Linked DNA regions of Homo sapiens: region 1 is linked to region 2. Evidence: read pairs that join two places in POLR2A ChIA-PET (ENCODE). Cell type or tissue: PC-9. All regions are shown on one strand. Links, peaks and the distances in the headings refer to the core of each region. The heading gives the core; the rest is flanking DNA. Region 1 has its middle 38 kb from the start of SULF2. Region 2 holds the start of LOC105372640 (a long non-coding RNA gene).

Region 1 (16,433 bases), core at 6,581-11,580, 300 kb before region 2:
ACATGTTCTGTAGAGTATAGAGTGGAACCACCTGCGGGATGATGGGCCAGCACCTGCCCTGGACTCAGGGACATCTGTGGCTGATGATTGTGATAAAGATGGGGGATGACCTCAGAGCTCCCTTCCCAGCCTGCGTTTCTGCAGGGAAATGTCAAATCCAGGGAATGGAATTGATCCCAGCATAAAAAACACATGACACTGTGGAGCCAGGAAGGAAGGTCATGAGAATGTTATCAGATGCCATATAATACTCAATATAAAACCAATCAATAATAATCAGAAGTAATCAATATAAAGCCAATAATCAATATAAAATTCAACGCAACCGTAATGAGGGTGATGATGCCTAACATTTTAAACCCTTGCATCCCATGGGCAGATGGTGTACTGAGCACTTTACTGGTATTTTCTGCCTTAACTTGTCTGATAATCCTATGTAACAGGAACTATCATTATCCTCAGTTTATAGAGGAGGAGACTCAGGCACAGAGAGGTTTAAATAACCTGCCCAAGGTCACACAGCTAGTAAGTGGTAGGCAGTGGGCTGGGATTTGAACCCAGAGAACCTGCCTCCCATGCAGGTGTTGTGTGCAAATTTGGCTCAGCCAATTGGATTCTCTTGTCTAGATCCAGGAGGTCTTCACCTTTCTGGATATCTGGCTCACTTGCATCCTGTGATTGTGCCCCCCCAGAGTGAGGGGGTGCATCAGGGCTGAGGATGCTGGTTTGAGTCTTTGAGCAGCATGTGAGACAAACCGAGCAGCAGATGTGGCCAGGTGGGAAAGCCGACACCTCCTGGACTCTCGAAGGCTGAACTGGAGACCCAGGGACAGGGACGGGAGGGTCCCATGGGAGTCCCCAACTCTTATCATCATTTCCGTGTTCATTTGTTCTTGGGAGAGGGGACATCAGAGCCTCCTTCCCCCATTAGAATTTTTGCTCCAAGAAGGGGTTTTTGTTTGATGTGTGTCTCTAGTGCCTTGGGCAGTTCCTGGCTCAATATGTATAGAAATATTATTGTAATAAAGATGAGGGCAGCGACCTTATCTGTCCCTTTCAACCCAGCACCTAGCAGAGTACCTGGCATGTGGTAGGACTCAATAAATATTTGTAGAATGAATGAATGGATGAATGAATGAGTGACATCTCTCAATCCTTCCCCATACCTGCCTCCTCTGTCTTCAGGACCCTTTCCTCCTCATCTCATTCCAACATCCCTGTTTTGGGGCTTTCTTGGGTGGATTTGGGGCCCCATTGTGCTCCCCCAGTGCCTGTTTTAACAGCCTCCCTCCTGCCAAGATGACAAATGTCTCTCAGCCCTGGAAGCTGAGGCTGCCTCCACTGTGAAGCTGATACCACTGTTGGAAGATGCTTCCTCCCACATTGGCACTGCTCTGCTGTGCCCCGGGGTTGCGGCACCTCCTCTGACTGGCCCTTCACTTCAGTCACACTCCTGGAAACAAGTTCCCAGGCAGACCCCGTCCCCAAAGTCTAGGATTCAATTGTCTGCTTATACCAGTGCTAAAAACAGCATGATTTCCCCCAACTCAGCTGCACCTGTGCAGACAAGAATAAGACAGCATATTTTTAGCAGGTAACAGACTGCACACATGCAGGCTATAATTAGCATTTCATTCAAAGGGAGGAGTTTCCCATCCAATGCAAGAGTGACTGACCACGGGGTCTTCTCACTGCAGCCTCTGTCTCAGGTGCCTGGTGCAGGAAGGAGCCAGCAGCACTGAGGGAGACCCTGGGGTTCCCTGGGCACCCAGGAAAGGGGTGGGGCCTTTTTGGATATTGCTCCCGTCACTGCTCATACCTTTCTCTCTGGCCTGTCCAGAGCCTTGGTCCTGCCCAGACCCTAGTGCTGTCCTCCTGTGAGGATGACCTGGCCAGGCCATGTGATGAAGGTGCCCTGTCAGGTTGGTGTGGGGCTTGCAGGTCCTCTGTCCTGCACTCAAGCTGCCCCATGGGGGACAGGGACAGGGCTGGGGTTACCCAGCTGTGGCAGAGACTGCTGGATGACCTCAGCATCCCTCCTGGTAGCAGTGAGCCTAGCTGCCTGGAATAAAGACTGCATTTCCCAGGCCTCCTTGTGACCAAAACATGGCCAGTGGGGTGTGAACATTGTCTTTTTTTCCTTCTCTTTGGATGGGAGAAAACAGGGTACAGATGTCTGGGATGAAGCAGAAGGCAACGGTCTCAAAAATCCGAGGATAAAGATAGAAGGAGGTGGGGCCTCAGTTTCCTCTGCTGTAAAATGGAAGAGTAATTATGTCTATGTTCTGTGGTTTCTGTAAGTTAAGATTCTTTCAGCTGCTAAGTGAAGAAAAATTAAACCCCAATGGTCTAAGGCAAAGGTGGATTTATTGGCTCAGGTAACTGGAAAAAAAATATTCAAGAAAGAGGCTGACTCAGGCATGACTGTTTATCCATAGCCTGGGGGACCTGACTTGCCTGAGTTACCCGTGGCTGTTATTTTCCCCGTAAATTTGTTCATGTGACCAGCAATTCCGGCTTGAAAGGACCATAGAATCTTATTGTAACCCCAGTGTTTAAATCCTGAGCGCACGGGATGTCCAAAATCATCATCGTCACGATTTCTGCCATTCACAGAGCTGACATTTTTCCTGCTCCTCCCAGCTCTTTTTTCTGGCCTCTGCTAAGGTCGAATTCTCCACTCTGCATCTCACAGCTGCCCTTCTTGCTTCTGCAAGGGTCCCTCCATCCAACCACATCGTGGGCTTCTTCTTCTGCTTTTCACATCTCCAAGTTCCACATCCCCAAGTAGCTAATAGAGACACATTTTACTGAACATTTTGGAGCAACCCAGGAGTGTGATTTCATCCATGCCCCGGTCCTTTGGCCATTTCTGCCAACTCTAACATCAGTGTATGTTGCTTAGCAACTCCATTTTTGTTTTTATTAAGAAACTTTAATTCAAAAGGAAAACTCTATCACCAGAGTAAATAGAAAACCAGCATCTTTTCCATGCAAAAGGATGATGACTGTAGAACTAAAAGCAATAAACCTAAACAGAAGGGCTTCATTCTGCAGGAAGCCCGGGGCCTGTCCTTTCTTTGTTCAAAAGGATGAAATGCAAGGTCTGGAAAGGAGCTAAAGGCGCATCAGCACCAAATCAAGGTGTTTTCTTTGAGGTGACTGAAGAATTGGAGAAGAACCACTACAGGATTCAGCGATCTTAGTGCTAGCCCCGTTTGCTTTGTCAAATCATCTCATGTTTATCCTCTGGGAGTTCCTGAGCTAGGAGGGCTGTTGCGGGGCTGGGAGAAGGGAGTTCCAGGCAGCGGGGCTAGCGTCACACAGGCCTGACAGGAGGTGGGGGCCCTGGTTCAAAGAAGTAGCAGAAGCCCGGGTGTGGTGGCTCACGCCTATCATCTCAGCACTTTGGGAGGCTGAGGCAGGAGGATCACTTGAGGCCAGGAGTTCCAGACCAGCCTGGCCCACATGGTGAAACCCTAACTATTTTTAGTCTCTATGAAAAATACAAAAATTAGCCTGGTGTGGTGGCACACACCTATAATCCCAGCTACTCATGAGGCTGAGGCGAAAGAATCGCTTTAACCCGGGAGACAGAGGTTGCACTGAGCCGAGATTGAGCCACTGCACTCCAGCTTGAGCAACAAAATGAGACTCTGTCTCAAAAAAAAAAAAAAAAGTAGCAGAGAGAAGCCAGTGAAACAGGAGGAAAGCAGAGGAGGTGGAAGAGGAGAGCAGGCAGGGGCCAGATGGCACAGAGCCTGGCAGCCACAGTCAAGGGTGCTGCCGGGCTGGAAATCTGGGGCATGAGGGCGTCAGGTGAGTGCTCTTAAAATCCAGGTGGCCTGGGAAAGAGATAAAGCATGGGGGACATTCAGCCAGGCAGGACCGGGTCCCACCCATGTGCCACCCCCAGTGTGGCCTCTGCCCCTCCCTCCCAGCAGGTGACCCCGCATCCCTCGGAGGCTGAGGTGTGGGGTAAGTGGAGGCTTTGAGTCTTTATTTCCTGAGCCCACGTGTCCCTGTCTCTCGGCAGGGACCCTCGGCCAGCTCAGGGGTAAGAATGCAGTGACAGTCAGCGGTGATGTCCCCTGTGAAGAGCCCTGATTGGATTTCCGAGGCATCTCCAGCCATGAGGGCCGCAGACAGGCCCTGGCCAGGGACCTTTATCCGCATGCCTCTCACTCCCCTGATTGAATCTATCGATTCCCTGTCTATCACCACCTTCCCCGAGACACAAGGATGGGATGGTTTAAATGATTTACTTATTTCAAGCCACTGGGGCTTGGCAGAAAAACCAATAGGTGAATGTTAGAATGTTTTCCCTTAATTATTCAGGCTCTCTGAAGAAGAATCTGAAATATCTCGCTGTGAATGGAGCCAAGGTAGAGATGAGGCTGCAGCTGCAGGAAGTGTTCTCTGAACCACCTGCCCTCCTGCCTGGGTCCCCCCACGGCACAGGTGTATTTAATTCACCTGTAGTCAGTGAATGTTGGTGGAGCACCTCTGCCACATTGAGCACTGGTCTAGCTGCAGAGACACAGAGATGGAAACCATGCAGCCTCGGACCCTTCAGCTACTCACAATCTATTGAAAGAGGGGGTGTGTTTGGGGCATGATTAGAGCTATAGTTTAAGGATGGATAGACCAGGTTAGGAGCGCAGTGAAGAGGAAATTCATGGAAGGGATACGGAAACAGAGCTGGAAATGTACACAAGGGTGAGGATATTTGATGCTTAAGAATTTTTAATAAATTATTTCCTTCTTTTGTTTCTTTGAATACAAAAGAAACCTTTACAAAATTTAAAAAATAAAGATTATAGGCCATGCTCTGATCATTACAAATGACATTAAAATAAATGGTAAAGAGATAGCCCTGGCCAGATGTGGTGGCTCATGCCTGTAATCCCAGCACTTTGGGAGGCTGAGGCAGGTGGATCACTTGAGCTCAGGAGTTCCAGACGAGCCTGGCCAACGTGGAGAAACCCCATTTCTACCAAAAATACAAAAAAATGGCCAGATGTGGGGGTGCACACCTGTGGTCCCAGCTACTCAGGAGGCTGAGGTGGGAGCTCTCATTTGAGCCCGGGAAACAAAGGTAGTAAGCTGAGATCGCATGCCACTGCACTCCAGCCTGGGTGACAGAGTGAGACTCTGTCTCAATAAATACATAAATAAATAGAAAAAAAGATAGCCCTGCTAGGAATGCTCTGTGTCTTGATTGGGATGATGTTTACTTGAGTAGACACATTTGTCAAAACGCATTGAATGGGACAGAGAACAGTGCCTTTTACTGGGGAAGGAACTCTCTCCCAGATAACTCCCAGATCAAAGCAGAAACCAAAACTAGAATGATGGTTTCTAGAAAACAACAAGAATAGTTTACACCAGCATCTGAGGGACTCGGCTAGTGCTGTACTCAGAAGAAAATTTATAGTCTTAAATGCTTGTATTGCTCCAGGGTTTCAAAAGGGCGATGGTAAAAGTACTGAGTTCTCAAAAAATAGGAAAAAACAAAAAACAAAACAAAACACAACCAAAAAAAAAACCCTAAATAAGCCAAGATAAAATGGGGAGAGGAAATTAAAGATAAGAGCCAACATCGAATATGCACAGGGTGTGGACGGTGAGTTTTTGGGGGAGTTAGTGATGGGAGCACGCCGCTTCGGAAGTGTATTTTTCCATTTCAGGAGCTGGAGGGTTTTTACGCAGTGGAGTGACCATGCGTGGAGCTGGATGGAGAAAGACCGTGGAGGCTGCAGGGTGGAAAGCTGACTGGGGAAGACTGATAGTCACTGTCTGCCTTGCCTGTTCTTGTTCTCTTCCTGGGCTCTAAGATTTCTTTCTTTCTTTCTTTTTTGACAGAGCCTCTCTCTGTCACCCAGGCTGGAGTGCAATGGCATGATCTCGGCTCACTGCAACCTCCGCCTCCTGGGTTCAAGCAATTCTCCCGTCTCAGCCTCCCATGTAGCTTGGACTACAGGCATGTGCCACCGCTTTCGGCTAATTTTTGTATCTTTAGTAGAGACAGGGTTTTGCCATATTGGCCAGGCTGGTCTTGAACCCCTGACCTCATGTGATCCACTTGCCTCAGCCTCCCGAAGTGCTAGGATTACAGGTGTGAGCCACCACGCCCGTCCAAGATTTCTTTTCCTTCTCTAAATCATTACAGGGGGTCTGGATGCTAGCTGTGCCCTGCCGCTGGGTTATGCAGCCCAGAAATGAAATTTCAAGAGAGTGGGTTCATCTGTGCCAAGTCACATCTTCACCAAAGAAATCTGGGCTCTGATGGGGTCTGCGATGGACTTGTACGTGTGCCATCTGGGGGATGGAGGGTGGGGTGGTGGCCAGGACGGGCCTGTCTGGGAAAGAGGCTTCCCTGAGCCAAGACAGTGGGGGCCACAGGGGACTCTGGGATGGGAAAGCCAGCCCAGCCAGGGTCCTTGGGGGATCTGGAGGGGACGTGACAAAGCAGGAGGGTAGGAGGGGAGCCAGGAGTGGGAAGCTGGGGAAGCCAGAGCAGCAGAGGCTGGAGCAAATCCCGTGGGAAAGAACCAGGAATGGGTGGTTCCTGAGGGAGTGGCTCAAACACCCTCGCAGGGGGGTGGCTCACCTTTAAAGAATGTCTTGCTCAGGCCGGGCACGATGTCTCATGCCTGTAATGCCAGAACTTTGGGAGGACAAGTGAGACGAGGTTGGTTGCAGTGAGCCGAGATCGTGCCATTGCATTCCAGCCTGGGCAACAGAGCGAGACTCCATCTCAAAAACAAAACAAAACAAAAAATGCCTTGCTCTTCCTCAATCAAAATCCCCCTGGGAGTAAAAGATACTGAATGATAGCATACATAAGAAAAGTGCCCAGGCCAGGAGTGGTGGCTCACACCTGTAATCCCAGCACTTTGCGGGGCTGAGGTGGGTTGATTACTTGAGGTCAGGAGTTTGAGACCAGCCTGGGCAACATAGTCAGACCTCATCTCTTAAAAAAAAAAAAAAAAGAAGAGGAAGAAGGGGTAGGAGGAGGAGGAGGAGGAGGAGAAGAGAAAGAGGAAGAAAAGAAACGTGCCCAGATCATAAGAGTACATTTCAATTAATCCTCACCAGGTACACGCTCCTGTGCCCAGACCCTAGATAAAGAAACAGCAATCTCACTACACAGAGTCCAACTGAATGCCTCTCAGAGGGCCACATTCTCCTCTTCAGTGTTGAGGAAATTGGATCCAAAAGAGCCTTGGGTCTCTTTTGGTTGTTTCATTTGAGTATTCTATGGGCAGATTTTTATGTATTGGACTTCTTGAAATGGGACTTACCTGTGCTTAATTTATCTTGATTTCAGCCCACTGGGTAATAAATACAATGGACCCTTGAACAGCACAGGTTAGAACTGCCAGAGACCACATATACGCAGATTTTCTTCTGCCTCTGCCACCCCGAGACAGTAAGACCAAACCCTCCTCTTCCTCCTCCTACTCCTCAGCCTACTCAATGTGAAGAGACAAGGATGAAGACCTTCATGGTGACCCACTTCCACTTAATGAAGAGTAAATGTATACTCCCTTCCGTATGATTTTCTTAATAACATTTTCTTTGCTCTAGCCGACTTTATTGTAGGAATACAGTATATGATACATTTAACATACGAAAACTGTTTATGTTATCAGTAAGGCTTCTGGTCAACAGTAGGCTATCAGTAGTTAAGTTTTTGCAGAGTCAAAAGTTATATGTGGATTTTTGACTGCGTGGGATTTGGTGCCCCCAACTCCCACATTGTTCAAGAATCAACTGTATTCCAAATGACAGAATGTAATGCCAGACATCTGGAAAAGACTGATACAGTTTTCCGACCACCAGAAGAAAATCCACCCAGGGAATTGGTCAGCGGAGGCAGGCACTCAGGTTTCACGGAGCCATGAGTTGGAGGGATTCTGCCAGCTTGGGTGATGAGGGGCTCACAGGTCCCAGGAAGGTGGCAGTAGCCTGGGAGCTGCTTCCTTGAAAACTCTGAACGGGCTGGGACCTGTGGAGAGGGACAAGCGAGGGCTCAAGGGATGGGTCTGAGCTGGTTTTTAAAGTTTATCTGTGTTAGAGAAACTGCCGCTCCAACACCAAGAATAAATCAGCTCCATTTCCCATCACCTCGGTTGCTTCTTTTTCCCATCTCTTCCTCTCTGTAAGTTTTGCCTAAGAAAAATGTATCATGTTTTCTGAAGACAACCGCTTCCCCCTCCTCCCTTGTGAACAGTCAGGCAAAGAATGAATTTAGATTTTTTTGTAGTGTCAAGGCCTCTCTCATTAAATTACTCCCACCATCTCTTGTCTCTCCTGGTGAGTGAGTTTAATGATCTCTTGCTCCTTACTCTCTTGAAAACTGCCTCGTGTGCTTCTGGCTTGGGCAATCTTAATGCTTTGGGCAGCTTTCAGTTTCCTGACTGTAGCTTGCACTCCAGACTTCATCCCCAGCCCGTCCCCATCCTCTTCTCCGCCCAGCGCTTCCCATCTTCCCACATTCCTCTTCTCATCCCCTGTTCTCTCTGCACTTATTTGCTCACTGACATTCCCATATTTTCTACTTCTACTGAAATCCTGATTGTATCCAGTCATGCTTTTTTGATTTTTTAAAAACACTGAAATGTCTGTAATTCCAACACTTTGGGAGGCCGAGGTGGGCGGATCGCTTGAGCCCAGGAGTTTGAGACCAGCCCAGGCAACAGGGCAAGGCCGTATCTCTATAAAAAATACAAAAATTAGCCGGGCATGGTGGCATGCGCCTGTATTCACAGCTACTCAGGAGAGCGAGGCAAGAGGATCGCTTGAGCCCAGGAGGTTCAGGCTGCAGTGGGCCATGATCACACCACGGCATTCAGCCTGGGCAACAGAGAGAGCGCCTGTCTTAAAGACAAACAAACAAACAACCCTGAAATTTTGGCTCACACCTGTAATCCCAGCACTTTGAGAGGCCGAAGTGGGCAGATCACTTGAGGCCATGAGTTGAAGACCAGCCTGGCCAACATAGCGAAATCCCGTCGCTACTAAAATTACATAAATTAGCTGGGTGTGGTGGCGGGCACCTGTAATCCCAGCTACTCGGGGAGACTGAGGCACAATAATTGCTTGAACCTGGGAGGCTAAGGTTGCAGTGAGCTGAGATTTTGCTACTGCACTCCAGCCTGGGCAACAGAGTGAGACTTCGTCTCAAAACAAACAAATACACACACACACACACACACACACACACACACACACACACAAACACAAACAAAAACCCCTGAAATGTGATGATGACCGTTGTGTCCTTATCAACAGCCATTGCTTGCCTGCTTACGTTAGTTGCAGTGGGAGGGTAGGCAGCCAGAAGTATTGGGCATTCCCCTGGCCTGTGCATTTTGAATGATGAATACAAAACTGCTCAATTCACCAAAAACAATCATGTAAGAAAGGAACGTTTCACTTCTTCTTATGGGCCCCTGATTGCATGTGATGCAGGTGACAATTACATATGTCCCCTTAACAGTTTGGAAAATTCTAGTGAAGAGAGGAGTTTAAGTCCCTTCACACTGAACTGAAACAATTAATTCTCTATAAAAATCTCCGCATGATGGATCATGTTGCATTTCAAACCTCTACAGACTGTCTCATATAAATATCTGTTTCTCTTTTTTGAGACAGAGTCTCGCTTTGTCACCCAGGCTGGAGTGCAATGGTGCAATCTTGGTTCACTGCAACTTCTGCCTCCCAGGACCTGCAGAGGTCCTGGTCTCAGAGTTCATGCCCTGCAGTTGCTGTGTGTCCAGCAGCTGGCAGGGCAAGAGGGTTGGGGGGTGGGCGTCACCCCCACAGACACACAGCACCCGGCAGAACCCTGGCCTAAAGGCGCGCAGCTCTGGGGTCTCCCAAGCCCACCTGGGAGTAGGCCCATGGGGACAGCTGTGGGGGACAGGGACTCCCAATGTACAAAACAGGCCATGAGCTGGGCAAGCTACTCCTTCTCATAACCTCAGACCTTTCTTCTGACCCAGTCAGGACCAGCTCCTGGGAGCCTGCAGACAATCCTGGGCCCAGAGAAGCAGGCAGATGTGGCTGTTGGTAGCACTAATATGGGTTGTGAATATCATCCTGTGGTTATTACTTTACTTACGTTACCTGCCAGTACACTCGATCCTGCATATGTCCCCTCACTTCACGCTCACGGGGTTTGAATGATGGGACGAGCACTCCCAGCAGGTGATGAGGGTGATAAATGGCACCTGACATTCCTGGAGCACCTGTTGGTGCGCAGGGCGGGGCTTAGTGCTCTGTTTGAGTCTGGAGACTTTACTCTGCAACAGCAGCTGTGTGACCCCCGGTAAGTGGTTTAACCTTTCTATGCCTCTTCTTTCTCAACTCTAAAGGTGGATAATAAAGTCCCTGCCCTCAAGCAATCAAAGATGTGTAAGAAGGGCCTGGCACATGGCAGGCAGGCAGTATACATGGTTGGGATTAACCCCACTATACAGATGAGGAAACTGAGGCTCAGAGGCACTGGCCTGGCAGGAAGTAGGACCTTCGCCCAGGCTTGTCTGATGCTGAGCGCTTTGGCCTCCATCCCTTATGGCTGCTCCCCACTCCACACTGGGACAGATCCTGGAGAGGCAAACCCCAAATACCCTCCCTAACCAGAAACCGAAATACCAAAATCCACTAGATCCCAGCCCTTACAGCTGCCTTCAGAAGGGACAGAGCAGAGGGCCACCCCCTCACACGCACACAGGGGCTGACCATCCAAGGTTGCCAATCACCTGGCTGCGAGCAGCCCTGTTCCCACGGGGACACTGACCGCTCCGAGTGCCCGGCATTCAGGCCTCGAGCCACCCACTCTGCACTGCACGGGGCCTCCTTGGAACGCGTCCCTCCCCAGAGGCCGTTTCTCTGTGGGATGGCGCTGCTCTGTGGGGAGGACCCCACCTCCCTCCTTCACGACGACCTGCCCTCACCTGGCTCGTCTCTTGGTAGACACTGTCCCACGCATCTCTGTCATTTGCATGCCACCGTGGTGACAGTCTTCCTGGCCACGGGTGTGACAGGGCCTTTTAGTTTCTGACTGACACAGTCACAGCCCGATTTCACCTGATTCCACTTACAAAGGCAGGTTTCCCTTCCCAGCCTCACATGGAGGTGGTCTCCGTGGAGTTCAAGAGGATGTGGGCTGGGAGGAGGGGCAGCAAAGAACCCCAGCACACCCCAAGCAGGAGGTGGCAGGGTCCGTCCGGCCATCTGGAGACAGCCAAGACCCTTGGCCACTGCAGATCCCCCCACTGAGCCTGCCCCCATCCCCACTCCACACTGGAACACATGCTGGAGGGGCAAACCCCAAATACCCTCCCTAACCAGAAACCAAAATACCAAAATCCACCAGATCCCAGCCCAGCATGGCCAGATAGTCTGACTTTCCAACGAAGTCGAAAATACAGATTTTTAGAATTAAAATGTAAATGCTGGCAACTAATTCAAATTCAATTTTGTGGTGGTGTTTTTTTGTTGTTGTTGTTTTTGCATGGAGGGCTTTCTGGTGAAAACCAGACCCCACCTGGGAGCAGGCCCCGGGGGGATGGCTGTGGGAGAAGGGGACCCCTTCCCCGCAAGTACAAAGAACAGGCCACGAGCTGGGCACAGATGCCTCTTCCCGAGCCCACCTGGGAGTGACAACCGGAAAACGTGCTAGACAAATTCTGAAAGAGCTGGAACACCTTACATTATTTTAAAAGTCCCCAGGTTGAGTTAATCCCAGACCCTTTACAGCTTTTTCCTTCTGATTGGTGAGGCCTCAGCTCAAATGTCACCTCCTCAGAGAGGCCCTCCCCCATGGCCCTATTTAAGTAGCCCCCACCAGAGTCTCAGTCAGCGACACGCACCCTTCATTTCCTTCTTGGCGCTGACCCCTACCTGCAAGTGCCTCGTCATTTGCGGTTGGCATCTGCACTGTCCGTCTCCACCAGCACTTAGGCTCCGTGAGGACAGACGCACGTCGCCTTGTGCCCTGGTGAATCCCAAATCCCTGCCCTGAGCGCAGTGCCTGGCACAGAACAGACACAGGCAATGAGTGCTGCTGAAAGTTCCCCATGGAGCCAGTGGTGATCTGTCCAGGCTCTACAGCCCTCCCGCTAAACGTGTTCAGAGACGGGGACGCTGGGGCCATCCTCCTTGCTCCACTCCTGGTGAAGAGCCCTCAGACCCATAAGATGGGCTTGTCCATATCACCTTCTCAGGTGAGCCTCATACATAAGCAGGTTCAGTGGGTTAACCAAGCCTACATCTTTAACCCACGTGATAACCACAGTACCAGGTTTCTGCCATCAAATCTTTTCTATCCTCAGTCCTGCCTTGGGAATTCAAACTCACCCAGAATTCAGAGTTTCACAGACTCAGAAGAGAATGTGATGCCAGATTGTTCTGAAATGTTTGGTTTTAAAGCAAGATCAAATGATTACATTTGTGATCTGAAATCATTTGATTGTATCAAGCCATATCCCCTTCCAAATTATTTTCTTTAAATTCTCCCCAGAACGGGGAGCAGTATTAATTGTTTCCAATGAAAAGACTGCCCCTTTCATCAAAGCCATGAGCTTTATCTGCTGTTTTTGAATATAACACTGGCTTAGTGAAAGTGATTGTAAATAGCAGGTCTTCTTTGTGCATTTTGTGCTTCCAAATGTGCTACTTGGAATAAAGAAGTGAAAAGTTTAAAAATCCTCTCTTGTAAATGTTTGGAAATTGCACTAGAGTTATTTCTTGCTCTTTGAGGGGAGAGGTCACCCTGCAAACATACAGTCACACCTGTTCGGCTCCCCCGGGTTTTGAATGTCACTAAACCCCCACTTCCCCCCTACCTTGGCAGGTCAGACTCTGTGAAGGACGCTCACTGTCTGTACGACCTCACACCAGGCACAGGGACTGGGGGAAAGAGACACATCTGGCTTGTGGGACATTCCTGCAAGGCCAGTTTTCTGGTAGGGAGGTGACACCTGCAAAGGAATCTCTCATTTCTCCCAGCTCCAGCCAGTTTCAACAACAGGTGGGGTTTTCTTTCCTCTCAATTGTTATAGATTTCTTTTCTAATAATCAAAGTCATGACTCATTTTGAAAGTTTTTAAAAATAGAAGAAAACAAGATTTTAAATCACACGTGATACCAACACCAAAGATAAGCAGCATTCGCATTTTGCTATGTAGTGCTCCTGTTAGACATACACACACATATGATCACACTTACACACTTATGCATTTTTGCTTCATTAAAATAGAATACAGCTTTATGGGCCAGGTGCAGTGGTTCATGCCTGTAAACACAGGCAGATCACTGAAGGTCAGGAGTTTGAGACCAGCTTGGACAACATGGTGAAACCCTAGCTCTACTAAAAATACAAAAAAATAGCTGGATGTGGTGCATGTGCCTGTAATCTCAGCTACTCAGAAGGCTGAGGCAGGAGAATTGTTTGAACCCAGGAGGCGGAAGTTGCAGTGAGCCGAGATCTCACCATTGCACTCCAGCCTGCACAACAGAGTGAGACTCTGTCTCAAAAAAAAAAAAAAAAGAAGAGCTTTGTTTACACTAAACAATATTTTGTGTCCATATTTACACATAGATAACAACAGATCACTATCATTTTTGGTATGGGCATATGTAGATATAAGTATTACATGAATTTCCTACTTTTTATCCAGTTATGGTCATATCACCTATCAGTGATTTAACTTCAGCCAAGACAGAAGTTTATCTCATGAAAACCAAGACTGGGCCGGGCACAGAGGCTCACGCCTGTAATCCCAGCACTTTGGGAGGCTGAGGTGTTTCACTTGAGGTCATGAGTTCGAGACTAGCCTGCTCAACATGGTGAAACCCTGTCTCTACTAAAAATAAAAAAAATTAGCTGAATATGGTGGCACGGACCGGTAATCCCAGCTATTCGGGAGGCTGAGGCATGAGAATCACTTGAACCCAGGAAGCGGAAGTTGCAGTGAGCTGAGATCACGCCATTGCATTCCAGCCTGGGCAACAGAGCAAGAGTCTGTCTCAAAAAATAAAAAAGTAAAAACAAAACTGGAGGTTCTCAGTCTAGGGTGGCGTTAGGGACTTTCATTTCCTTCCAGAGGACATTCTGCTATCCGCAGGGTAGAAGCCTAATCCTCAAGGTTCAAGGTGACAAGAATAGCTCCAACCATCATACGCTTATTCCAGGAAGCAGGTCAAAGGATGGAACAACTAAGAAATGACATTAAAGATATGTGTCAGTCCATCTGCGTTGCTATAAAGGAATACCTGAGGCTGGTTATTTATAGAAGAGAGGTTTAATTGGCTCACAGTTCTGCAGGCTGTACAAGCATGGCACCAGCATCTGCTCCTGGGGAGGCCTCAGGAAGCTTCCAATCATGGCAGAAGGTGAAAGGGAAGCAGGTACATCACATGGCGAGAGAAAGAGCAAGAGAGGGAGGAGGATGTGCCAACCCCTTTAAACAACCAGATCTCCCATAAACTCAGAGCAAGAATTCAGTCATTGCCATCAGGATGGCACCAAGCCATTGTGAGAGGGATCTGCCCACATCACCAAAACACCTCCCACCAGGCCCCACCTCCAACATCAGGGATCACATTTCAACATGAGATTTGGAGGGGACCAACATCCAAACCATATCAAGACAGAAGTTACAGAAGGGGGTCTCCAAAAATACCACCCAACACTTTTATTGCCTCCCATTGGCCAGAACCTGGTCACATGGCCACAACTCACTGCAAGGAAGCCTGGGAAAATGTAGCCTGTGCCCGCCCACTAGGAGAGGGGAGCACTGGTGCCAGGGTGTGGGACCACCAGTGGGCATTTATGCTTCCTACTTCTTTCTTCTTATAAAAATCCTTGAGATTCATCTTTGCATATTTTTCTGACTATTTCCTAGGGATCAATGCCTATAAATGAAATTTGGGACCAAAAGTTACGCACCTTCATTGGCCAGTTGCAAAATTGCCCTCTAGAAAAGTTGTACCAACGAACTCACCCAAGAGGTGGGGTTCTATTTCATGAAATGTTTCTCCACCCCACATTTCCTTTTAATCCACACCCTTTGGCCTTTATTAGGCTTAGACATCTCTTCAGAATCCGTGCTTCCTACATCATAATCTTGGGATTCAATACATGTTTTTCATTCGGGTTATTATTAATATCAGATTTATCTAACTATGCGTGAACCCAGCCACAGCCTTAGGGAAAGAGATGTATCTTTCAGTGCTGAAGAGAATAAAAATGAATAATCCTCAGAGACTTTGAAACTGAAGTGGGCAGGCAAGGGTGGAAAGAACAGATCTCATTCTACGAAGTGCATGGAGGGATATTCACAGAGCATGTAGTGCTGAGTAGAGCGGAACAGGCACCCGGGGACACCCAGAGAGCAGCCTTTCCTCAACAGAAAAGGAGTGAGCACCACACAGAGCTGCAGAAAGGGAATCCCAGACAGGGGTAACAGTAGATGCAAAGGCCCCATGGCAGGCACCAACTTGTCCAGGTTTGCCCAGAACTTTCTCAGTTTTAACACTAGAAATCCCATATCCCAGGAAAATTCTGAGTCTCAGCCAAGCTGGGATGATTTGCCTGAAACTGCCCTGTTATAAAACTGAGAGGTCTGTGCCCCATGACCCTCCTCAGTCCTGAGCAAGCTGAGGCAGTGGGTCGCCCTAGACTGGAACGACATGCATGATGGTGGGAAGAGCCAGTGACTCTCTTTCATGTCCTCTCTCCCCTCAACCTCAGGAGTCACCCAGGTGGGCACTGGCATCCAGGATGAAAACTTCCCAGCACCCCTAGCAGCAAGCAGAGGCCACGTGACCAGGCAGTGACCAATGCACATGAGGCCAGTGCACAGCAACTGCCATTAGAGGAAGGAAGATTTGTGTCCTCTTGTTCTCTTCTCCCCTCCCTGCTGGCTGGCAGTAGATAGGATGGACACTGTGGGGGAAGCTATACCCTAAGGAAGTCAGAGCAGCAAGATGGAAGTAGCCTAAGACCCTGAAAAATGCACAGAGAAGAATGACCCGACTGGCTTGGACTTTCATGTGAAAGGAATGAACCTCTGTCTTAGTAAAGCCACCGTCATTCAGGGTCCTTGTCACATTCACTGAGGCTGTAACATAATTGTTAGAAAGAACAGGAGCGGGAGGGGGGATGGAGTCGGAGAGGCAGGCAGAGGTCAGATCACATCGGGCCCGTAGGCCAAGGCGGAGGAAGAAACAGGCAACATAGGACTCAAGGACCACACCTGCTCCCAGGCAAAGGGAGTTTGCTGTGGGTGCCCCTCTCTGTCTGTGTGTCCAGTGTGTGGATATTCTTTATACCTTGCCCATATTGTACAAATACTTTTTTCTATTCAATATTTAGAAGACATTGCATTAAATAGCAAGATGGCAGATGAACATCA
Region 2 (16,433 bases), core at 7,048-12,047:
AATCTTGGGATTTAATACATGTTTTTCATTCAGGTTATTATCAATATCAGATTTATCTGACTATGCATGAACACAGCCACAGATTCAGGGAAAAAGATGTATCTTTCAGCGCTGAAGAGAATAAAAATTAATAATCCTCAGAGACTTTCAAACTGAAGTGGGCAGGGAAGGGTGGAAAGAACCGATCTCATTCTATGAAGAGCATGCAGGGATTTTCACAGAGCATGTAGTGCTGAGTACAGCACACCAGGCACCCGGGGACACCCAGAGAGCAGCCTTTCCTCAACACAAGAGGAGTGAGCACCGCACAGAGCTGCAGAAAGGGAATCCCAGATGGGGTAACAGCAGATACAAAGACCCCACGGCAGGCCCTGGCCTGGCCTGCTGGAGGAGCAGAACGGAAGCCAGTGGGTCTGGAGTAAAGGGGACCAACTTGTCCCGGTTTGCCCAGAACTTTCCTGGTTTTAACACTAGAAATCCCATGTCCCAGGAAACTTCTGAGTCTCAGCCAAGCTGGGATGATTTGCCTAGAACTTCCCCTATTATAAAACTGAGAGGTCTGTGCCCCATCATCCGCCTCAGTCCTAAGCAAGCTGAGGCAGTGGGTCGCCCTAGACTGGAGCAACGTGCATGATGGTGGGAAGAGCCAGTGACTCTCTTTCATGTCCTCTCTGCCCTCGATCTCAGGAGTCACCCAGGTGGGCACTGGCATCCAGGATGAAAACTTCCCAGCACCCCAGCAGTGGCCACGTGACCAGGCAGTGGCCAATGCACATGAGGCCAGTGCACAGCAACTGCCATTAGAGGAAGGAAGATTTGTGTCCTCTTGTTCTCTTCTCCCCTCCCTGCTGGCTGGTAGTAGATAGGATGGACACTGTGGGGGAAGCTACACCCTAAAGAAGTCAAAGCAGCAAGATGGAAGTACCCTAAGACCCTGAAAAATGCACAGAGAAGAATCACCCGACTGGCTTGAACTTTCATGTGAAAGGAATGAACCTCTGTCTTAGTAAAGCCACCGTGATTCAGGGTCCTTGTGATATTCACTGAGGCTGTAACATAATTGTTGAAAGAACAGGAGCGGGAGGGGAGATGGAGTCGGAGAGGCAGGCAGAGGTCAGATCACATGGGGCCTGTAGGCCAAGGCGGAGGAAGAAACAGGTGACATAGGACTCAAGGACCCCACCTGCTCCCAGGCGAAGGGAGTTTGCTGTGGGTGCCCCTCCCTGTCTGTGTGTCCAGTGTATTCATATTCTTCATACCTTGCCCATATTGGACAAATACTTTTTTCTATTCAATATTTAGAAGACATTGCATTAAATAGCAAGATGGCAGGTGAACATCAGGAAGGAACATTAGGAACATCCACGGCGTTCCATCCAGGAACCTTCACCGTGGAAACTCTTGTGCTCATGGGCGTGGTCTCAAGACACAGTCAGCTGTTGGGGATCAGAGGCGACACTCATTGTAGCAGAGAGGCAGGACCAACTGGGAGAGGGTCCTTCTGTGACAACTATTGCATCACCGGGCTGTGTGAAGTGACTCAGCTGCCAGAACTCACACAATATCATTCTACACCAAACCTCACGGGAAAAATGGTAAGTTTAAAGTTTTTTCATTAATAGCAACTCTCAGATTAATCTCTGTCCTCCATCGCTTCTCCATGAAACAACTTTTTATAGCTTTGGTTGGGTCTATTTTTCCATTTATTTTTTATTTTACTAACTGATTTAAAGATATATATTTTGTGTGTGTGATTTTGTCTCTGTCAGCCAGGATAATCATGTTTTAATTCCTATTATTATTATTACCAACATCCTTTAGTTTTTTTAGCTTTTCAATTCCTAAGGGTATTAATCAGGATCTTTCTGTCTCGTGAGATGGAAAACAAATCCAAACTGTGTAAGAGGAAAAAGAATGCACTGATCACTAGCATTGAGAAGTTCCCAAGCTTAGCTTGCTTGGGGTACAGCTACGTCTACCATTTCCAGGGTCATCCTGTAACTCTCTCTCTCTACTTCCCCAACTTTGGCTCCATGTTTAGCTCCACGACCCTCAGACTTAAACAGCAGCACTGGCTCCTCCCCAGATCTCCAGCTCCCTGACCCTCAAACTCCAACTCCAACACCAGCTCTGCCCCAGGTCTCCAGCTCCACAATCCTCAAACTACAACAGCAGCACCAGCTCCCCTGGGGATCTCCAGCTCAATGACTCTCAGACTTGGGAGGCAGCTCCAGCTCCCACCAAGCCTCCAGCTCCACAACCTTCAAACTAGAACAGCAGCACCAGCTACTCCCTGGGTCTCCAGCTCCCTCAAAATTCAACTATAGCACTGGCTGTTCCCCAGCGCCACCAGCTCCACAACCCTCAACTTACACGGTGGTAGCACCAGCTCCTCCCTAGGTCTCCAGCTACACGACCGTCAAACTTGAACTGCAACACCAGCTCCTCTTCGGCCTCCAGCTCCACAATCCTCCAACAACAACAGCAACACCGGCTCCTCCCTGAATCTCCAGCTCAACAACCCTCAGACTTGAGAGGCAGCACCGGCACCTCCCCAAGGCTCCAGCTCCATGACCCTCAGATTTGAACAGCGGTAGCACCAGCTCCTGTCCAGGTCTCCAGCTTCATGATCCTTAAACTAGAACAGCAGCACCACCACCTCCCTAGGTTTCCAGCTCCACGACCCTAAGACATGAATGGCAGGACCGGGTTCCCCGCTAGGGCTCCAGCTCCAAGACCCACAGATATAAACGGCAGCACCGGCTCTTCCTGGGATCTCCAGCTCCACAGCCTTCAAACACGATCAGCAGCACCAGCTCCCCTCTGGTTCTCCAGCTCCACAATCCTCAGACATGAACAGCAGCACAGGCTCCTCCTTGGGTCTCCAGCTTCTCTACCCTCAGACTAGAACAGCAACACTTGTTCCTCCCTGGGTCTCCAGCTCTTACAAGTCTCAGACTTGAAAGGCAGCACTGGCTCCTCAGAAAGTTTCTGGCTCCAAGCTGGTGCTGCTGTCCTAGTTTGAAGGTCATGGAGCTGGAGACCCGGGGAGGAACCATTTGAACAGCAGCACTGGCCCCTCCCCGGGTCTCAGGCTCCACGACCCTCAGACTTAAAAAGCCGTAGTACGGGCTTCTCCCTGGGTCTCCATCTCTACAACCCTCAGACATGAACAGCAGCAGCACCGCCCCCTCCCCCTGTCTCCAGTTCCACGAACCTCAAACTACAACAGCAGTACCGGCCTCTCCCCAGGTCTCCAGATCCACGACCCTCAAAATAGAATGGCATCACCGGCTCCTCCCTGGGTCTCCAGCTCCCAAACTCTCAAACTTCAATTGACACACCGGACCCTCCCCACAGTTAAACAGCAGCACGGGCTGTTCCCCAAAGCTCCAGATCCACGACCCTCTGACTTAAAGGGCGATAGCACCAACTCCTCCCTAAGTCTCCAGTTCCACGACCCTCAAACTACACAGCAGCACCGGCTCCTCCTTGGGTCTCCAGCTTCACTACACTCAGACTAGAATAGCAACACCGGTTCCTCCCTGGAACTCCAGCTCAATGACTCTCAGACTTGAAAGGCAGCACCAGCTCCTCAAAAAGGTTCTGGCTCCAAGACCCTCGAACTAGAATAGCAGCAGCTGCTGCATCTTGGGTCTCCAGCTCCACAACCCTCAAAGTAGAAAAGCAGCCCTGGCTCCTCCCCGAGTCTCCAACTCCTCAAGTCTGAGGGTTGTAGAGCTGGAGACCCGGGGAGGAGTCAGTGCTGCTGTTCTAGTTTGAGGGTCATGGATCTGGAGACCCAGGGTGGAGCCGGTGCTGCTGTTCTAGTGTGAGGGTCATGGAGCTGGAAGACCCCGGGAGGAGCTGCTGCTGCTGTTCTAGTGTGAGGGTCATGGAGCTGGAAGACCCCGGGAGGAGCTGCTGCTGCTGTCCTAGTTTGAAGGTCATGGAGCTGGAGACCCCGGAATGAGCCATTTGAACAGCAGCACTGGCCCCTCCCCAGGTCTCAGGCTCCACGACCCTCAGACTTAAAAAGCCGTAGTACGGGCTTCTCCCTGGGTCTCCAGCTCTACAACCCTCAGACATGAACAGCAGCACCGGCTCCTCCCCCTGTCTCCAGTTCCACGAACCTCAAACTACAACAGCAGTACCGGCCTCTCCCCAGGTCTCCAGATCCATGACCCTCAAAATAGAATGGCATCATCAGCTCCTCCCTGGGTCTCCAGCTCCCAAACCCTCAAACTTCAACTAACACAGCAGATCCTCCCCACAGTTAAACAGCAGCACGGGCTGTTCCCCAAAGCTCCAGATACACGACCCTCAGTAGCACTGGCTCCTCCCAAGGTCTCCAGTTCCATGACCCTCAAACTACACAGCAGCACCGGCTCCTCCCCAGGTCTATAGCTCCACCACCCTCACACTAGACATCAAGACTACCTCCTTCCCGCTCTCCAGCTACACGACCCTCAAACTTGAACAGCAGCAGCAGCTCCTCCCTAGATTTCCAGCTCCATGACCCTAAACCTGCAACAGCAGCACCAGCTCCTCCCTGTACCTCAAGCCCCATGACCCTCTGACTTGATCAACAGCAACAGCAGCTCCCTCCCTGGTCTCCAGCTCCACAACCTTCAGCCTTAAACAGCAGCAGCACCAGCTCCTCCCTGGGTCTCCAGCTCCACAACCCTCAGACTAGAACCGCACCCCTCCTCCCTGAGTCTCCAGCTCCATGACCGTCAAACTACAACAGCAACACAGGTTCCTGTCTGGATCTCCAGCTCAGCAACTCTCAGATGAGGCAGCACCGGCAACTCACCAAGGCTCCAGCTCCACAACCCTCAGATTTGAATAATGGTAGCACCAGCTCCTGTCCAGATCTCCAGCTTCATGATCCTTAAACTAGAACAGCAGCACCGCTGCCTCCCTGGGTTTCCAGCTCCACGACCCTAAGACATGAATGGCAGAACCGGCTTCCCACAAGGGTTCCAGCTCCAGGACCCACAGATTTAAATGGCAGCACTGGCTCTTCCCAGGATTTCCAGCTCCACTACCCTCAAACTAGAAGAGGAGCACCGGCTCCTCCCTGGGTCTCCAGCTCCCAAACCCTCAGACATCACCTGACACACTGGATCCTCCCCACAGTTACATAGCAGCACGGGCTGTCCCCGAAAACTCGAGATCCACAACCCTCTGACTTCAATGGCGGTAGTACTGGTTCCTCCCTAGGTCTCCAGTTCCATGACCCTCAAACTACACAGCAGCACCAGCTCCTCCCCAGGTCTACAGCTCCACCACCCTCACACTAGACACCAGGACTACCTCCTCCCCGCTCTCCAGCTACACGACCCGCAGATTTGAACAGCAGCAGCGTCTCCTCCCTGTACCTCAAGCCCCATAACCCTCATATATGAACAACAGCAATACCAGCTAATGCCTAGGGCTCCAGCTCCAGGATCCACAGATTTAAACTGCAGCACCAGCTCGTCCAAGGATCTCCAGCTCCACCACCCTCAGACTAGAACAAGACCTCTACTCCCTGGGTCGCGAGCTTCCGGACCCTCGAACTATGAAAACATTGCTCCTCCCTGGGTCCGCAGCTCCACGACCCTCAAACCAGATCAAGATCTCTCCTCCCTGTGTCGTCAGCTTCCTGACCCTTGAACTATGACAACATTGCTCCTCCCTGGGTCAGCAGCTCCACAACCCTCAAACCAGATCAAGATCTCTCCTCCCTGGGTCGCCAGCTTCCTGACCCTCGAACAACAGAAACATTACTCCTCCCTGGGTCAGCAGCTCCATGATCCTCAAACTAGAATGAGACCTCTCCTCCCTGCGTCGCCAGCTTCTGGACCCTTGAACTATGAAAATATTGCTCCTCCCTGGGTCGGGAGCTCCATGACCCTCAAACTAGAACAAGACCTCTCCTCCCTAGGTCTGCAGCTTCCAGTCCCTCAAATAACAACATTGCTCCTCCCTGGATCTGCAGCTCCACGACCCTCAGACTAGAACACGATCTGTCCTCCCTGGGTCACCAGCTTCCGAACCTTCGAACTAAAACAACATTGCTCCTCCCTGGGTCTGCAGCTCCACGACCCTCAAACTAGAAAAAGACCTCTCCTCACTGTGTCGCCAGCTTCTGGACCCTCGAACTACAAAAACATTGCTCCTGCCTGGGTCTGCAGCTCCACGACCCTCAATCCAGATCAAGATCTCTCCTCCCTGTGTCATCAGCTTCCTGACCCTCGAACTATGACAGCATTGCTCCTCCCTGGGCGCACCCTCAAACTAGAACAAGACCTCTCCACCCTGCGTCGCCAGTTTCCGGAGCCTCAAACTAAAACAACCTTGCTCCTCCCTGGGTCTGCAGCTCCACAACCCTCAAACTAGAACCAGACCTCTCCTCCCTGTGTTGCCAGCTTCCTGACCCTTGAACTATGGAAACATGGCTCCTCCCTAGGTCTGCAGCTCCACGACCCTCAAACTAAAACAAGATCTCTCCTCCCTGGGTCTGCAGCTCCACGACCCTCAAACTAAAACAAGATCTCTCCTCCCTGTGTCATCAGCTTCCAGTCCCTCAAATAACAACATTGCTCCTCCCTGGGTCTGCAGCTCCACGACCCTCAAACTAAAACAAGACCTCTCCTCTCTAGGTCTGCAGCTTCCAGTCCCTCAAATAACAACATTGCTCCTCCCTGGATCTGCAGCTCCATGACTCTCAGACTACAACAAGATCTCTCCTCCCTGGGTCACCAGCTTCCGGACCCTCGAACTACGAAAACATTGCTCCTCCCTGGGTCTCCAGCTCCATGACCCTCAAACTAAAACAAGATCTCTCCTCCCTGTGTCATCAGCTTCCAGTCCCTCAAATAACAACATTGCTCCTCCCTGGGTCTGCAGCTCCACGACCCTTAAACTAGAACAAGACCTCTCCTCACTGTGTCGCCAGCTTCCGGACCCTTGAACTATGAAAACATTGCTCCTCCCTGGGTCCGCAGCTCCACGACCCTCAAACTAAAACAAGATCTCTCCTCCCTAGGTCTGCAGCTTCCAGTCCCTCAAATAACAACATTGCTCCTCCCTGGATCTGCAGCTCCACGACCCTCAGACTAGAACAAGACCTCTCCTCCCTGAGTCACCAGCTTCCGAACCTTCGAACTAAAACAACATTGCTCCTCCCTGGGTCCGCAGCTCCATGACCCTCAAACTAGAACAAGACCTCTCCTCCCTAGGTCTGCAGCTTCCAGTCCCCAAATAACAACATTGCTCCTCCCTGGATCTGCAGCTCCACGACCCTCAGACTAGAACAAGATCTCTCCTCCCTGGGTCACCAGCTTCCGGACCCTGGAACTACAAAAACATTGCTCCTCCCTGGGTCTGCAGCTCCACAACCCTCAAACTAAAACAAGATCTCTCCTCCCTGTGTTGCCAGCTTCCGGACCCTCGAACTATGACAACATTGCTCCTCCCTGGGTCTGCAGCTCCACGACCCTCAAAGCAGATCAAGATCTCTCCTTCCTGTGTCATCAGCTTCCTGACCCTTGAACTATGACAACATTGCTCCTCCCTGGGTCTGCAGCTCCATGACTCTCAAACTAGAACAGCAGCACCAGCTCCTTCCTGGACCTCCAGGTCAATGACTCTCAGACTTCAAAGGCAGCAGCAGCTCCACCCCCAGGCTCCAGCTCTAAAACCCTCAGATGTGAGCAGTGGCAGCACCAGCTCCTTTCTGCGTCTCCGGCTTCATGATCCTTAAATTAGAACAGCAGCGCCATCTTCTCCCTGCGTCTCCAGCTCCAGGAACCTCAAACTGCAACAGGAGCACCTGTTCCTCTGGGATTTTCACCTCCACGACCCTGAGGTGTCAGTGGCAGCACTGGCTCCTCCCCTGGGCTGCAGCTCCAGAACCCTCAAGAATAATCCCTTCTCATGAAATGTAGCAGTCAGGAAAACTGCAGAGGAAGTAAATAAATAAATGTTTTCTTTCAAACTGATGTTTCTTTTATATTCACACAAGTCAGGAAACTTTTCTACTTTCCATCAACCTTACAATCTACTTATATTCAATTGTAAGGTGGAAATCCACCATTTGAAATAACCTTTAAAAACTTAGTAACTCTCTTTTACTATGATTTTATCTCACAGCTCTAGAAACGATCTTTCACTTTGCCTGTGCAGAAGTCTTGTGAACATTCAAACTAGAATTTACTTGGTTGAGATTCTAGAATACACGTTATCCCCAGATGTTCCTGCCCTCCTTAAAATCTTCTAACATGTTCCCCTCACCCGAGCATAAATGCCAGGTCCTATCCACAGCCCACAGTGCCCAGCACGGCCCTGCCCTCTGCCCTGACCTTATGGTCTCCCCTCTGCTGTTACTTTCCTCCCAGACAGGCCTCTGTCACTTCCTGAAACCACACAGGCTCAGGCCTGACTCCGGGCCTTTGCCCCTGCTGTGCCCCCTGCGTGGAGCGCCTTTGCCCGGCTCCCCATCCTCCTCTCCACCCGCTCAGCTCCAGCCTGCTGGCTGCCCCTCAGTCCCCGCCCCTCAGCGGGGAGGACATCCAGAACACACGATGTCCTCCCCGCTAGGCCTTTGCACATGCTGTTCTCTGTGCCTGAAACCCCTCCCCCCTCACCATCTGCGTTCACTTTTCTAATTTCCATTCATCCTTGGAGTCTCCACTGAAATATCGCCCCCCCGCCTGCCCCCACCACTTGGACTTAACCTTGCTTAGGTTGAAAACCCCCATCTCCTGAGTCCAGGAAGCTAGATGCTGTCCTGGCACTTGGAACTTTCCCATCACAGCGTTTTGCGCACTCGTAATTTATTCTATTAGGTTGGTGCAGAAGTCATCGCAGTTTTTGTCATTACTTTCAATGAACTGCAGCGCCGGCTCCTCCCCACTTTTGATTGCCATTACCTTTACTGGCAAAAAAGTGCTGGAATTACTGCTGCACCAACCTAATAGAATAATTTATATTTATTGATCCATCATATGTCTTCCCCTCTAGAAAATAAGCTCCATAAGAATAGTGACCAAATCTACTCCAATCACTCCAGCTTCCTTGCACATTGTCAATAATTATTTACCGACTGACTGATAGAGAAATATCTTCATTGTTGCTGGGATGAGCCACATAACATGACACGCCCCTTTGAAAGTCAATGTCATGGACAGTTAGCATTTGCTTTTCACTCCTGCACCCGTGGCTTGGCTGGGCTTAGGCTGATCTAGTCTGGGCTTGACTCCAGGCTGAGGGTTGGAACCCTGCGTGCTCCACATGCCTCTCATCCTGCAGCTGGAGCCAAAGTTCCCTGGGGCACGCTCGTCTCGTGGGAAAAATCAAGAGCATTAGAGGGCAGGCCTGGCAGTGCCGACACATTCCAGGCTTCTGCCTGTGCCGTGTCTACGAACATCTCATTGGCATAAGCAATTCACCCAGACACGAGCAATACCTCCATCTCAAAAGATAGGAAAAGAAAATACCAGTGTTTTTAGGAAAGAAAATACCAGTGTTTTTAGGAAAAGACTGGGGGGTGGGGTGCAGATCTGGGCATTACGTATTCCAATTTCCTATTGTAGAAAATGGGAGCTAATCAAAGGCTTGGCTTCAATGCTTCCAGTTTAGGATCAAAGCCAAAACAACGAAATAGGGGCAATTCAAAGGAACACCCTCTTTACACCTGTTATTTTTATAAGAAATGAAAACCTTTCTTAGGAGACCTGTCACAATCCTCTTCGGTCTTTTGGGCCAGAATGAGTCATAGGGAAGTCCTCACTGTAAAGGGAGCTGGGAAGTATCTGGCAAAGGTGACTGGCATAGCCAAGGCTGGTTTTGACCAATTGTGATCCATTTCCATTTTGCCTAGAAAAAAATCCTGTTAGCAAGTAGGGTGGGGACAGCTGTTGGGTGAGCAAACATCAGCACCTCCTACTTTATCTTCTTCCACCGCCAGCATCCAATCCAGGGGACAGCCTGTTGTTCCCTCCCTCAGATGCCTCCTCTATTGGTCAGCTTGTTTTCTTCCTATGCCTGGTACCTTCATTGGCATTGCACCTTCTCTAGCCTGGACCATAATTGCCCTTAATACCCTACCTCCTGTCCTTTCTCTTTCAAAAGACTGACAGATACCTGATCTCTCAAGTACAATTCTAACTTGATTACTCCAGCACCCAACTATCTTTGATAACTCTGTCTCATCTGCCAAGTTATATACAAACCTTCTCAGGGTGAAAACCAAGGCCTTCCATAATATGATCATTGGTAAGGGAGAAAAAAAAAAAAAACAGTCCTGTTTGCATCTAGACTATGGAGGGAACTGAGAAACACAACCCTCCAGGCCATGATGCTCCTGAGTCGACATGAACCACACTCAAAGAATATGAACTCGTTCAGACAAGGCCACAAGTTGACTGTGTTTAGAGGTAGGCAGGGATAAGACCACTCTGCAGCCACAGAAATGACTGAACATGCCCCTTTTCTAACATGAGTGACAGCTGCCTCTTTACCAGTGACAACTCTAGCCTGCTTCAAGCTTCCCACTCCTGAGATAAAGTATTTAAGATACGCAATCACCAAGTTGCCCTCACTTCTTGACCTTGCCTCCTTAATCCCTTTTTGGAACCATTCTGTAGAAGCCTAGGTCCTCTAAAAAGCACTGCCCCTTCCCCCTTACTGAGATGCCCCCAGGTGGCCATGGGCGTGGGAATCTCCCTGACTGCAGCAAGCTAAATAAACTGACTGTGACTGCAGGGAAGTTCCTGGCAGTCTTAGGTGGGTGGGCTTTAACATCATGATCTAACTTTACAACTTTACAACTGTTCCCCAATAGCTTCTTTATAGTTCAGACTTTTTTTTTTTTTTCACAATCACACTTAATTCTGAACAAGTTGCTGGATCCAGCTGCTATTTTGCAAGAAATACACAGGACAGAGACAGGAATGTGCTGACTGCACCATAAATTCGGATTCGCCAAAATCCAGACTGTGAAAATCTTTATAGGTCACAGGGTTCAGGCACTGTGACAAAGAAGTTTTAAGAAAAAGACAGGCATGGAAGGGAAATCTGGAAATTTAAGAGACTTACCAAGATTTACCAAATGGGTAACGTGAACTATGCTGTCTAGGGAGCCACATGGGGGTGATTAAGCCATGCAGATTGTAGGGAGGTTGTTGACTATGAGAATCAGCATGAGGGTTACTTTTGGAGGGAGGAAGGGACAGACTGTGATTGGGATGCAGCCGTGAAGGGGACTCTGGCCAGGTGCTCTTTCTTGACTTAGTCTTGGTGATAAGAATATTTGTGTATAATATCTCACTAAGCTATACATTTTTGTGTTTTTTTTGTACCTGTGTTTGATTTTAAAATAAAAAGGCTAAAAAGAATATCCTTGAACAGTTTCATTTCTGTACATAGGAGTCTATAGACAAGGGAAGCAAGAAGTCAAGTTAGGGAGCTGTCAGCAAACCAGGAGAAGGATGATGGGGCTTAACCCACGATGACAGCGGCAGAGACCAGGAGTTGCATTCAGATTCCAATGTTTTGGAAGAAAGAACCAACAGGAGCCTCTGACACATTGAATTGAACATGGGAGAAGAAGGAGAAGCAATGTTATACTGTCACCTCTTTCTGACTTTATTGTGAACCTGGTGAACATAATGGCCAATCAAAGACATTGGAGTGGATGAGATGAAGGTTTCACAAAAGTACTAAAGAAAAAGCTATTGTCTATGGGCAGATGACACTAGTCCAGGGAGGAAAAAAACGGTAGCGAGTAGATGTTCTTTTCCACCAAAAGGTATCGTGCCTATCGTGGAAGCTCCTGGTAGACATTTGCTGGAAACAGCATAGCCCAGAGACATTGGAATAAATTTGAGATGTCTTGAAACTATAATACCCAAATCTGACTATCTGTTCAGTGCTGAAATCTGACTATCTGTCATATTTGGGTATTATAGTGTCATAAGTGAGTGTCATAAAATGAGTTAGGAGTGTTTCTTCTGCCTGTATTTTCTGAAGGTGCTTACGATCGATGTTATTTCTTAAGGAGGGCTGAGATTGTCAGCCCAACACTTCAGATATGCATTGCCCTTGGGGCAATGCCCTTGATGGGGCATCAAGACCCCGTGTCTATTTCACTTCCGAAATTCAAGATAAACAAGGCAGCCTTTTGTTGGAGCTCATTGCCCATTTGTTGAATTGAATAATCCATCTCTCCTCCTTAAAAAAGTCAAGTTCATAAAATAAGGAAGCAAGACTTCTAAATATTTTATGGGAAAAGATTGTCAATAACCAACTCTTTTACATTATTTTTATAGGTCACACTTAAATTGGCAAAATAGCAACGTGCAGGTATGTGTCTTATGAACGTCTGCTTTTTAGCAATGAGAATCCTATTTTCCTACTGGCTTTTGTTATTATTTCTGACACGTCTAACTTAGTTTTTGCTCTCTTACTAGCTATAGGGTTTTCTCACTCTGTTGCTCAGGCTGGAGTTCAGTGCCACAATCACAGCTGCCTGTCACCTTGAACTCCTGGGCTCAAGCAGTCCTCCCACCTCAACCTACCAAGTGCCTGTAGTAGCTACAGGCATGCACCACCACTCCTGGTTAATTTTTTTGTTTTTAAAAATAGAATTGGGGGTTTAGCCATGTTGCCCAGGTTGGTCTCGAACTCCCATCCTCAAGTGATCCTCCTGCCTCGGCCTCCCAAAGTGCTAGGATAACAGATATGAATCACCACACCCAGCCTGTGGTAATACAATTTTTAAGCCGACATTTTCCTGGACTAAAGGAGCTGTTGAAGTCTAGACTCCTAGGAAAATCCTGATGTCCTGCTTATAAATAGACATCCTATTTGAGCTGAGTTATTTTGCAGAAAGGCTGCCTGCAGCTTTAAATGGGCTCCCCAACCTCAGATTCTGGGAAGTTGGCAGCCAGCTGCACTAGGAGTGAGTTATGATGTCAGCTTTCCAGAATTCCTAATGAACTCCAGAGCAAAAAATGCTGTTGCTCTGCCTCCCCCAAGTCACATTTCTAGTTGATTAACGAGCAAAGGAGTAGAAAAATCTATAGCTTTGGAGAAGGAGGAAGAGTGAAATAATTTCTCCTCTAAGAAACCACAGTGCCCCGATTATTTTATTTGTTAAGAAAAAGGAATTTCATTTTCTATTTATTTCCTCCTTTAAATCTAGATTCAGACCCCCGCTTCCCCCTTCCCAGTCATAAAAAGCAGGTTTGGCTCTATACCCCTCCCTTTACCTTCATCCCTGCTTATTTGGTCCAAGATAGAAAATCCAGCCCTGCCCTTTTGGGGGCAGTTGTCTTAGCTCTTTGAGGTCTGTTTAAAATCTCATCTAGCATACATAAAATAGATCTGCAACCCTCCATTAAAAGTCATGGCCTCCTGGCTGCAAAGAGATACATCCGGGTGAAAGTTGTGGTTGGTTATGTCCAGCTCAGCCCTTCTGTGGCCCTGCCCCAGCATGGGCTGAACATCTTCCCACCAGCTGGGACATCCAGGGCAGCTGATCTTTTAGGGGAAAATCACTCTGCACAATTACCCTGCTCCATATCCCACCTTCTGTAAGGCTGCTTAGGCTAATTAAAAGTCATGCTTCTTTGGAGAAATGTCTATTGAAATCCTTAGCCATTTTTTAATTGGGTTATTAGGGATTTTTTGCTATAAAGTTGTAGGAGTTCCTTATATATTTTGGAAATTATCCCTTATCAGATACATAGTTTGCAAATATTTTCTCTCATTCTGTAGGCTACCTTTTTACTCTACTGATTGTTTCCTTCGCTGTGCGGAAGCTGTTTAGTTTGGCATCGTACTTGTCTATTTTTGCTTTAGTTGCCCATGCTTTTGGTGTTGTATCCATGAAATCACTGCCAAGACCAATGTCATGAAATTTTCCCCTATGCTTTCCTCTAGGAGCTTTATAGTTTTAGATCTTACATTTAAGGCTTTAATCCATTTTTAGGTGATGTTTGTAAATGGTGTAAGACAAAGATAAGGATCTAATTTCATTCTTTTGCATATGTATATCCAATTTTCCCACCACTATTTATTGAAGAGGCTATCCTTTCCCTATTGTGTATTCTTGGCACCCATGTTGAAAATCATCCTACCATATATTTGGGTATTTATTTCTGGGCCCTCTATTATAATTCCATTCATCTATAGGTCTGTCTTTATGCCAGTACCATACTGTTTTAATGACTATAACTTTGTAATATATTTTGTGATCAGGAAATGTTATGCCTCTGGTTTTGTTCTTGTTTTTCAAGATTATTTTGGGTATTCTGGGTCTTTTGTGGTTCCATATAAATTTCTGAATTTTTTTGTATTTCTGTAAAAATAAAATTCCATGTGATTTTGATAGGGATTACTTTGAATCTGTAGAATGCTTAGGGTAGTAGGGACACTTTAACAGAATTAAGTCTTCCAATCCATGAACATGAGACATCTCTCCATTTGTTTGTGTCTTCTTTAATTTTTCTCATCAATATTTTGTAGTTTTCAGTGTACAGATCTTTCACTTCCTTAGTTAAGTTTGTTCCTAAGTATTTTTTTAATGCTATTGTAAACTGGATTGATTTTCTAATTTCCTTTTCAGATAGTTTGTTGTGAGTATATAGAAACACAATTGATTTTTGTATGTTGACTTTGTATCCTGCAACTTTACTGAATTTGTTTATTAATTCTAACAGGTTTTTTTTAAGAGTTTTTAGGGTTTTCCATATATAAGATCATGCCATCTGCAAAAGGGAAAGCTTAACTTCTTCTTTTCCAATTTAGATGCCTTTTATGTCTTTTTCTTGACTTGTTGTGTTGGCTAGGACTTCCAGTACTATGTTGAATAGAAGTGGTAAGAGTAAGCATCCTTGTCTTTTTCCTGTTCTTCCTGGAAAAGCTTTCAGTTTTTTACCATTGAGTGTAATGTTAACTGTGGGCTTTTCATATATGGCCTTTATTATGTTGAGTTAATAATTTTTCTCTATGCCTAGTTTTTGAGTGTTTTTATGATAAAAGAGTGTTGAGTTTCATGAAATGCTCTTTTTGTATCACTTGACATGATCACGAGATTTTTCTCCTTCATTCTGTTAATGTGGTGTCTCACATACAATAGCTATATGAAAAGATGCTCAGCATCCCTAATCATCAGGTGAATGCAAACTAAAACCAAAATGAGATATCACCACACATCATTTTTTAGGATGTCTATTATCAAAAAATCAAAAGACAACAAGTGAGAATGTGCAGAAATTGGAACCCTGCTACACTGTTGGTGGGAATGCAAAATGGTGCAGCTACTATGGAAAAATGCATAAAGGCTCCTCAAAAAAACTAAAAGTAGGACTATCATATGAACCAGCAATCTCATTTCTGGGTATTTATTCAAAAGAACTGCAATTAGGACCTTGAAGAGATCTCAGCACTGCCATCTTCATCGCAACATCGTTCACAGTAGCCAAGATGTGAAATCAATCTTGATTGATGGATGAATGGATTTTTAAAATGTGATGTAATATATACATATAATAAAATATTATTCAGCCTTAAAAAAAAAGAAATCTTGCAATCTATGACAACATGGATGACCCTTGAAAGCATTATGCTAAGTGAAAAAGGCCAGTCACAGAAGGACAAATACTACATGATTTCATTTATATGAGGTATCAAAAATAGGCAAACTCATTGAAGCAGAGAGTAGAATGGTGGTTGCCAGAGGCTTGGGGGGAGGGTGAAAGGGAAACTTTCTAATCAACAGGTGTAACATTACACTTAAGCAAGATGAATAAGTTCTAGAGATCTGCTGCCTGACATTGTGCCTATAGAGAGCAATACTGTATTGCACACGTAAAAGTCTCTACAAGGGTAGATCTCATATTAAATGTTCTTACCACAATTTAAAAAATAAGAAATTGAAATATGGTCCCTTCAATAGAGGCCTTGGGATATTTTCTAGACACAACCCACAGTCTTCTTCAGGAATTAACTTAGCACTTGTGGCCATCATATCCTCTTCCCCTTAGTTTTCCTAGTAATATGTGGTTTGTTTACATATTTTACCCAGATTTAATAAAGATATTCAATCATAACAGTGTTTTTTAAAGTCAATCTGTGTGCAATTTTAATTAGGATTTGCATCAGGCTGGGCAAAGCTTTGAGAGGGAGAGGAAACTGAGAGCTGGGCATTCATAGGGTGGGGGTAGCAGGGAGGGCGGGGGGCCAGTTACTGATAACTTCCCTGCCATACACAGACTGTGGAGGACAACAGACACGTGTCCGCATTCCGAAAAACAGAGGAGCTGGGAAGTTGGGAGTCCCATTTGGCTGGTTGGCTCAAGTCTCCATTAGCTGGGGTTTCTGGAATTTTCCCTCACTGCAGCTTTGATGGTGGGGGTCTGCACACCCCACCCCATTAA

The links. ChIA-PET counts read pairs that join two places held together with the same protein. Peaks named below come from ENCODE experiments on the same cell type or tissue, not always from the same donor. Only the 100,000 strongest peaks of a DNase experiment are listed, where the experiment ranks them.
Region 1: POLR2A ChIA-PET joins it to region 2 with 9 read pairs; 1 of 35 experiments calls an interaction of 5 or more read pairs at or near these places.

Annotation. Positions count from the first base shown.
Region 1 is chr20:47,815,323-47,831,755 of GRCh38, forward strand. It overlaps the pseudogene RNU7-173P. Among named protein-coding and RNA genes, the nearest start is that of SULF2, 38 kb to the left of the region's middle. RefSeq lists an enhancer at 10,772-11,472. In PC-9, for the core only: no CTCF peak of the experiment used is centred there; a DNase peak (open chromatin) is centred at 6,629; H3K27ac peaks cover 708 bases.
Region 2 is chr20:48,118,828-48,135,260 of GRCh38, forward strand. LOC105372640 (a long non-coding RNA gene) reads left to right here and starts at 1,449. Exons shown (of 2, transcript XR_936803.2): 1 at 1,449-1,595; 2 at 2,042-7,987. RefSeq lists an enhancer at 7,147-8,032. In PC-9, for the core only: no CTCF peak of the experiment used is centred there; a DNase peak (open chromatin) is centred at 9,794.